Regions from separate parts of the Homo sapiens genome. Here region 1 is linked to region 2. A link is a contact called in ENCODE Hi-C or POLR2A ChIA-PET data. All regions are on one chromosome and are shown on one strand. The core of a region is the stretch at or near the end of the contact, and the rest is flanking DNA. Distances in the headings are between cores, read along the strand shown. Region 1 holds the start of GIHCG (GIHCG inhibitor of miR-200b/200a/429 expression). Region 2 overlaps AVIL (advillin).

The links. A loop is a pair of places that touch in the nucleus more often than their neighbours do. ChIA-PET counts read pairs that join two places held with the same protein, here RNA polymerase II (POLR2A). Pooled maps may share reads with other maps.
Region 1: a loop to region 2 is called in a pooled map, with 2.6 times the contacts of the local background. The contact joins the promoter of GIHCG here to the enhancer-like site in region 2. A Hi-C loop is called at or near these places in 4 of 50 pooled maps. POLR2A ChIA-PET finds 5 or more read pairs at or near these places in 8 of 52 experiments (HCT116, OCI-LY7, PC-9 and 4 more).

The regions. Positions count from the first base shown.
Region 1 is chr12:57,934,167-57,937,462 of GRCh38, forward strand. GIHCG (GIHCG inhibitor of miR-200b/200a/429 expression) reads right to left here and starts at 1,998. Exons shown (of 3, transcript NR_038269.1): 1 at 1,673-1,998; 2 at 1,304-1,387. RefSeq lists enhancers at 1,423-1,923, 1,924-2,424.
Region 2 is chr12:57,801,532-57,805,064 of GRCh38, forward strand. It overlaps AVIL (advillin), which reads right to left. Exons shown (of 20, transcript NM_006576.4): 15 at 1,993-2,138; 16 at 1,716-1,860; 17 at 629-817. It also overlaps a transcript of TSFM not described here. Among named protein-coding and RNA genes, the nearest start is that of AVIL, 15 kb to the right of the region's middle. Within about 2 kb of position 2,008, at least 6 of the 41 ENCODE cell types and tissues checked have a DNase peak (open chromatin) inside an H3K27ac peak, as active enhancers do.

The sequences.
Region 1 (3,296 bases), core at 748-3,247, 130 kb after region 2:
TTTCATTTGTTTTTTCAACATACATAAGCACTGACTATGTATTGTGCTAGGAGCTGGGTAAGTGGTTAAAAAAAACCCCGTGCTTTCTGCCCTCAGACAGTTTAGAGTCTCGTGAAAATACATATTGTGATATATAATCAATAAAACTTTATTGAAAGAATGAATCTTACATCTTAAACTCCTTTTTCATCTTCTTTCCCCAAACTCCTGACCTACATTCCTGCGCCCTTTCCCCTGATAAATCCCACAGATTTCTCAAATCCAGCAGCTGAATTGGATTCATGTGCTATGGATACACATAAATAAGTTTGCCCCATGTTCAAGAAACTCACAATAAAGCACCTTCTCTCCCCAAACCTTCTGCTGATTTTAGTATCAATGTTACTAACTCCTTCTTATTACCAAGGGGAAATCTTGGTATTCTTTTTGACTTCTTCCTCTTTTTCATATTTAATTCTTTAATTCAAGCAATTATCCCTCTTGTTGAGGTCCTTTCACCTATAGCAGAGGTTGAAAATTAGTGACCCACAAATTGTATCTAGCTAGTAGAGGTGTTTTGTTTTGTATAATATTATCAAAAATATGATTTTCCTGTTTCTCCTGAAAAATCAGGCAACACTGAGTCCTTATTTTTGCAAGAATTGGCTGGAGTTTTAGATGGGACAGCTCAATCAACTCTAACATTCCAATCTCTATCACTCCTTGCTTTTGTCACATTCAGTCCATTTCCTCACTTATGAAACTTTCTTAGTCCCTAATTTAGGCATCTGAGTTTGCCGTCTCTGGCCTATATGATCATAGACTGTCAGTAGTGGAAGAGATATTAAAAGATCAACTCGTCTAACAGTCTCCTGCTTCCTCTCCCCACTCTTTAAGAGACGGAGAAATGAGGTCTAAAGAGCTTACATTACCCAATCAATTTCATACAGCTAATGTGTAACAGGATTCTATAATATGCCATTAGGCCTCCTCCCTCATACGGATCATGTTAAACTTATATTTTCCCTTTGGTTTAATTGCTAGGAACCTCAGAGCCCAATTTGTGGCACCCCTCTAGTAAATACACGGACCTTTTGGTATGAAGTTTTGGGGTATTAATATACCCCTGGCTTTATTTTGTTTTCCAATTACCTTTACCTCAGTTTCTCTTCATCATTTTCTCCTATTATAGTGTGTATTTTTTTTCCCCAAGCATACTCAATCTTTTGTGAAAGAGGTACATCCGTACAGGCGTAAACTGTCGGGCTGTATTGTCTGGCTCCCAATTTCTTTCTTTCACTGTCATTCTGCTTTGGCTACTCACATTCTCTGTTTTCCTTGACAGCCAAACTTCTTGAAAGAATTGTCTTCACATGCTGTGTCCACTTCATCCTGTCTTTTCAATTCACTGTAAACAGATTTAAAGCCTTCAATGCCTTCTTTGTTGCTATGATATTAATACCAAAATTATATTGTATTCATCCATATATGAAGGACACAAAATGGTTTTCCCTAAATTATCTCAACTATGAAAAAATATGCAGAGAAAAAAATTAATAGGTAATGCATGAAAATGTTACTTCTGGGTAGCTGGATGACTGGTGAGATTTATTTTCTTTTAAAAATTTTCCACAGTTTTAAAAACAAGCGCATTAGAACACATCCCGATGTAAATTAGAAATTCTCAACTTACATTTTCTAAAAGGAGGCAGAAAACTAGAGAAGCGACAGTGAGGAGCCACTGGGCCACACTTCATTTCACCTTAAGACTGACTCAGAGAAAAACAAGAGGGTACGACTCAGATCCCCGGGGCCAGCAGCAGGGCCGCGGGGCACGACTGGATAACCGCTTGTGAAGAAAATTTTAAGAGAGCCCTCACGACCCTTTAGCGCATCCTAAAAGACCTCTGAATATCTCTGCCTCTCCCGCTAACGGCTCCAAACCGCAGATAACGGTCAATCGCCTCCGGTTGTCCTGGTAACAGCCAGCAACCACAACCCTGCCTGCGTAACTCCTCCCAGAACACCGTGCGTCTTATCGCTTCACTTCCGGGTTCGGAGGGCCGACTTCTTCCGGAAGTATCTGCCTGCCAGTCACCTGGCGTTTTCTGGCTGTGTGGCTTTACTAGACAGAATGTGGCGTATTGTTGGGCAGGGCCCTGAGGACCCTTTTGTTGTTTCCCCCCCGTTTAACAGGACTGGAAAGCTAAGCAAAGGCTTTACTCTCACGGAATTGGATGAATTGGACGTTAGTTTTTAAAAAGCCGAAGGGTACATGTTAGCTTTATTTAACCATTCCACAATGTATATATATTTCAAAACATGTTTTATACTATAAATATAATTTTTATTTGTCAACTAAAAAACAGCATTAAGTGTTAAAAGCTGTTAAGTCAGAATATAGAGATGAATCTTTGAAATTAGAATGCTTTATTTGGGAAGAAAATAGTAATTTGGGGCATATATGTAGACTGGGGTGGTCTTCGGGATGTCTGAAGAGTGAAGAGGTTAGAGACTTTATAAGAAGGAGAAATGTTACGTATTGGTCTCCAAGAGAGTTTATTGGCACTATTAATGTTTTGGTGGGGTTGGCAAACTGATTGCTGAGTGACGGTGGTGGGTAAAATTAGTCTTAGAATTGTAGCAGACTGTCTTAGTAGCCTTTAGATTAAATTGGTTTTAAGTGTTAGCAGGCAGTTTCAGCAGCCAGGCCTGTAGAGAATTATATTTTTCAAGTGATATTTGTGACCTGAATGTTTTTTCCCTCTGGCCTCTCCACTCTTTAACTGGTATGACAAAAGTGACCCGATTTATATGATCAACTTTCACAGCTGACAGGTGGTAAACTCTTTACAATTATATGTAATTTATTTGTTACTGTGATAGATTTATACAATTTTAAATAATTTAGTTCCCATTAAAAAAGCAATTATTTTTGCTTTAGAAAATGAAGGCCAAAAAAACCCCCAAAACACAAAACCTCCAAATCCTACCCATTTAAGGACAACCAATGTGAATACTTTGTAGGAGTCTTCCAGACCCTTTCTATGAATTATAGTAAGTACAAATTCAAAATGGAATCATACTGTATATGCTAGTTTGGAACTTAAAAAACTTTTTTTTTTTTGAGACAAAGTTACTGTGTTGCCCAGGCTGCAGTGTAGTGGCCCGATCTCGGCTTACTGCAACCTCTCCACCACCTGGGCTCAAGCAATTCTCCTGCCTCAGTCTCCTGAGTAGCTTGGGATTATAGGCGGCGCCACCACACCCAGCTAATTTTTGTATTTTTAGTAGAGATGAGGTTTCACCATGTTGGT
Region 2 (3,533 bases), core at 758-3,257:
GGGTTCAAGACTAGCCTGACTAACATGGTGAAACCCCATCTCTACTAAAAATAGAAAAATTAGCTGGGCATGGTGGTGCATGCCTATAATCCCAGCTACTTGGGAGGCTGAGGCAGGAGAATTGCTTGAACCCAGGAGGTAGAGGTTGCAGTGAGCCGAGATTGTGCCATTACACTCCAGCCTGGACAACAAGAGCGAAATTCTGTCTCAAAAAAAGAAAAAAAAAAGTTGATTAGGAGTCAGGAAACCTGGCTTTCTGTTGATTAACTGTGACTTTAGACAAATGACTTATCCTCTTAGCTTCCTTATCAATAAAATAGGGAGCAATACTTCTACTGGCTATCAGGATTGTTGTAAAGATCAAAAAGATGATGTGTATGGATATACTTTATAAACTGTTTATACTTCACACTGCTTATTGCTGACACCTGCTGTGAATTGTCCACCTGGACTTACTGCTGTGGCAGGTGAAAAAGAGGAGAAAAGTAAAAGGCAGGGAGTGGGATGGGAGTAGGGAAATGAGGTCCTGGTTTCACTGAGCCGTGAATCAGTACTCCACCTTCCTGCCCACTGAGCTGTTCTGAGCTACCTGGCAGGAAGTTAGAGCTTCCCTACTCTCTTTTCTTACACTCCAAATGTTAGGGTCCCAGGCTAGGAACCAGCCTGTGAAGATGGGAGGCTCAAACCCCTGCTTAATGATCAGGATTGGTGTGTCGGGATCTCGGCCGCTGGGGTGAGTGTGCAGGTACTGCTGTGCTGTGGCAAGGGCACTCTCCTTCTCCGTGGCATTGGCCTCAGCCCCAATCCACAAGAACACCTGTTAAGGTGGAGATTTAATATATGTTACTGTGTTCATACCAAGGACTAAGTACTAGATCATACACATTACCCTATCTTTCCCCTTTCTTTCGTGAGCAATTCACAGCCTCAGAAAACTTTCTCAGCCTAATTTGTTCAGCAGAGAAAGGTTTTCCCAGAATCAGCTTGATGTTTATCATTTTAATTGCTATGTGTATCTTCCAGGTCTGCCTTTCCAAATTGGAGCTGTCTCTGAACTTCAGCTTCCTGAATCCAACTTCTTGCAGAACACCTCCTCTTGACTGCTCTAAGCACCTTAAAAATAACACCTTCAGGATGTAGCTCTTCTTTACTAAACTTGTATCTGAGTCTCCACTTTTGATAGGTGGTATCTATCTAGTCACCTAAGGCAGAAGCCTGAGAGTTTCCTAGAAACCCCCCATATCCAATGAGTCACCAGGGCTGACCAACTTTACCTCCTAAGCATTTGTCAAATCTGTCACCATCCCTCCATCCCTACTCCACTGCCCTTATGTGGGCCCACAGTAGCTCTTACTTGACCATGACAATAGTCTACTGACTGCCTTTGTTCCCCCAAAGGCCCATATCCTCTGCATGTGGAGTCCGTTGCTATTGATCCTAAGACTAAAATGATGATAGGATGATGATAGGATGGCTGGATTTTTCCAAAGCAAGGTGGGAAAATGCCCAGGATGGTGAGTTTCAAACATCATTCTCAAACATCACCCCTGGAAAAAAAACCCGGGCTTTCTTTTGGTCACTGCTGACAAAGGTTTGATTGAGCTGGGGATGGTCCAGGGCTACCCTGGGTTTATTCTAGGGTGGGGATACTACACAAAAACAACCCTTACTGTGGGAGTCTTTCTCATGTTCTGACTTCTGCAGCTGTGTCTTACCTGGTCCCAGGTATCTAGGAGCATCACGTCAGTAGGGTTCAGGTCATCCTGGGTGAAGTCTGTGATCTCAGTGACAACGAATTGGCCGGTCTTATTGGAACATTCAAAGAGACGAGACTGGACATCTAGGATTTCCTGCTGAAGTCTGCAATATAGTCCATTTAAGGGCATCAAGCTGCTTAGAAATGTTTTTAAAACTGAGGTTTTAGCCTTTGTGCAATTCACAAGCCTGGCAGGCAGGGGGAGCCCAGAAGAGGGGGAGGCTGTGTTCCCATACCTTTTATCATTGGCATAGGGAGTTTTCCCTCCCAGTAGGTCCCAGAACTCGGCTGGCTCCTGGCCCTCGGCCACAGTGTTCTCGCTGCCATCACAGAGAAGGCTGGCCAGCTCCTTAGCCATTGCCCGCTCATCCCCACTAGACCCCTGAGAGTGGGGCGAGGAGAGCACAGATGTTAGTTGCACAGGGGCACTTCGATGTGGAAAGAAAAGCATCTGAGACTAATAACTCAGTGTGCCAGGATCAGCTACCAAACCACAGTCCCTCAGCCTGGGAAGACAGACAAGTTTGTTCTAGTGCTGGGGAGTGGGGAGGAAAACAGTGTGGGGCAAAGAACAGGACTAGGCTTTGAAACCCACAGTGGGTGTTGGCAAAAGTCACCTTTGTTTCAGCTTCAGTTTGAATTTAGGCACCTACTTTTGATTTTTATTTTAGAGAAAAAATTTAAATTTATTTTTAAAAGTACATACAATAAAATATACTCTTTTGACATACAATTCTAAGAATTTTCACAAGCAGAATCATGTTACTACCACCACAATAAAGGCACAGAACAGTTTCTTCCTCAGTCCGTCCCAAAATTATCTGGGGTGCGACCCCTTTGGAGTCAAAGCCTCCCTGAATCCTTAACCTCTGGTAACCATGAATCTATTCTCCATCACTATAGTTTTGCCTTTTCCAGAATGCTGTAAGTGGAGTCATACAATATTTAGCCTTTCAGTCTGGCTTCTTTCTCTTAGCAGAATGCATATGAGATCTCTGTTGGGTTTACCAGCGCGCTGCTCATCCCTTTTTATTGCTGAGAAGTATTCCATCATGTGGATGTACTACTGTTTGTTTATCCATTTTCCAGTGGGGTTGTTTCTGATTATGAATAAAGGTGCTATAAACATTTGTGCACAGGTTTTTCTGTGAAGATAGTTTTTTGTTTTACTTGAGTAAATACCCAGGAGTAGGATTGCTGGATCATACGGTAAGTGTATGTTTAACTTTGTAAGAAACTGTCAGCTGGGCGTGGTGGCTCCCTACTGTAATCCCAGCACTTTGGGAGGCTGAGGCAGGTGGATCACCTGAGGTCAGGAGTTCGAGAGCAGCCTGGGCAACATGGCGAAACCTCGTCTCTACTGAAAATACAATTAGCTGGGTGTGGTGGCACACGCCTGTAATCCCAGCTACTTGGGAGGCTGAGGCAGGAGAATCACTTGAACCCAGGAGGCAGAGGTTGCAGTGAGCCAAGATCGCGCCACTGCACTCCAGCCTGGGCGACAGAATGAGACTCTGTCTCAAAAAAAAAAACAAAAAAAAAACTGAAACTGTCGAAATGTTTTCCAGAAGCTGTACCATTTGCAATCCTGCCAACAATGCATGAAAATTCCTGTTGCTCTGCATCCTTGCTCATATTTTATGTTGTCAATTTTTTTAACCATTCTAATAGATGTGTAGTGGTTATCTCATTGATTTTGATTTGCATCTCCCTAGTGACTAATGATGTTAAGCATCTTTTCCTGTTCTTTTTTGTAAAATAATTTTAGTGCATTTTA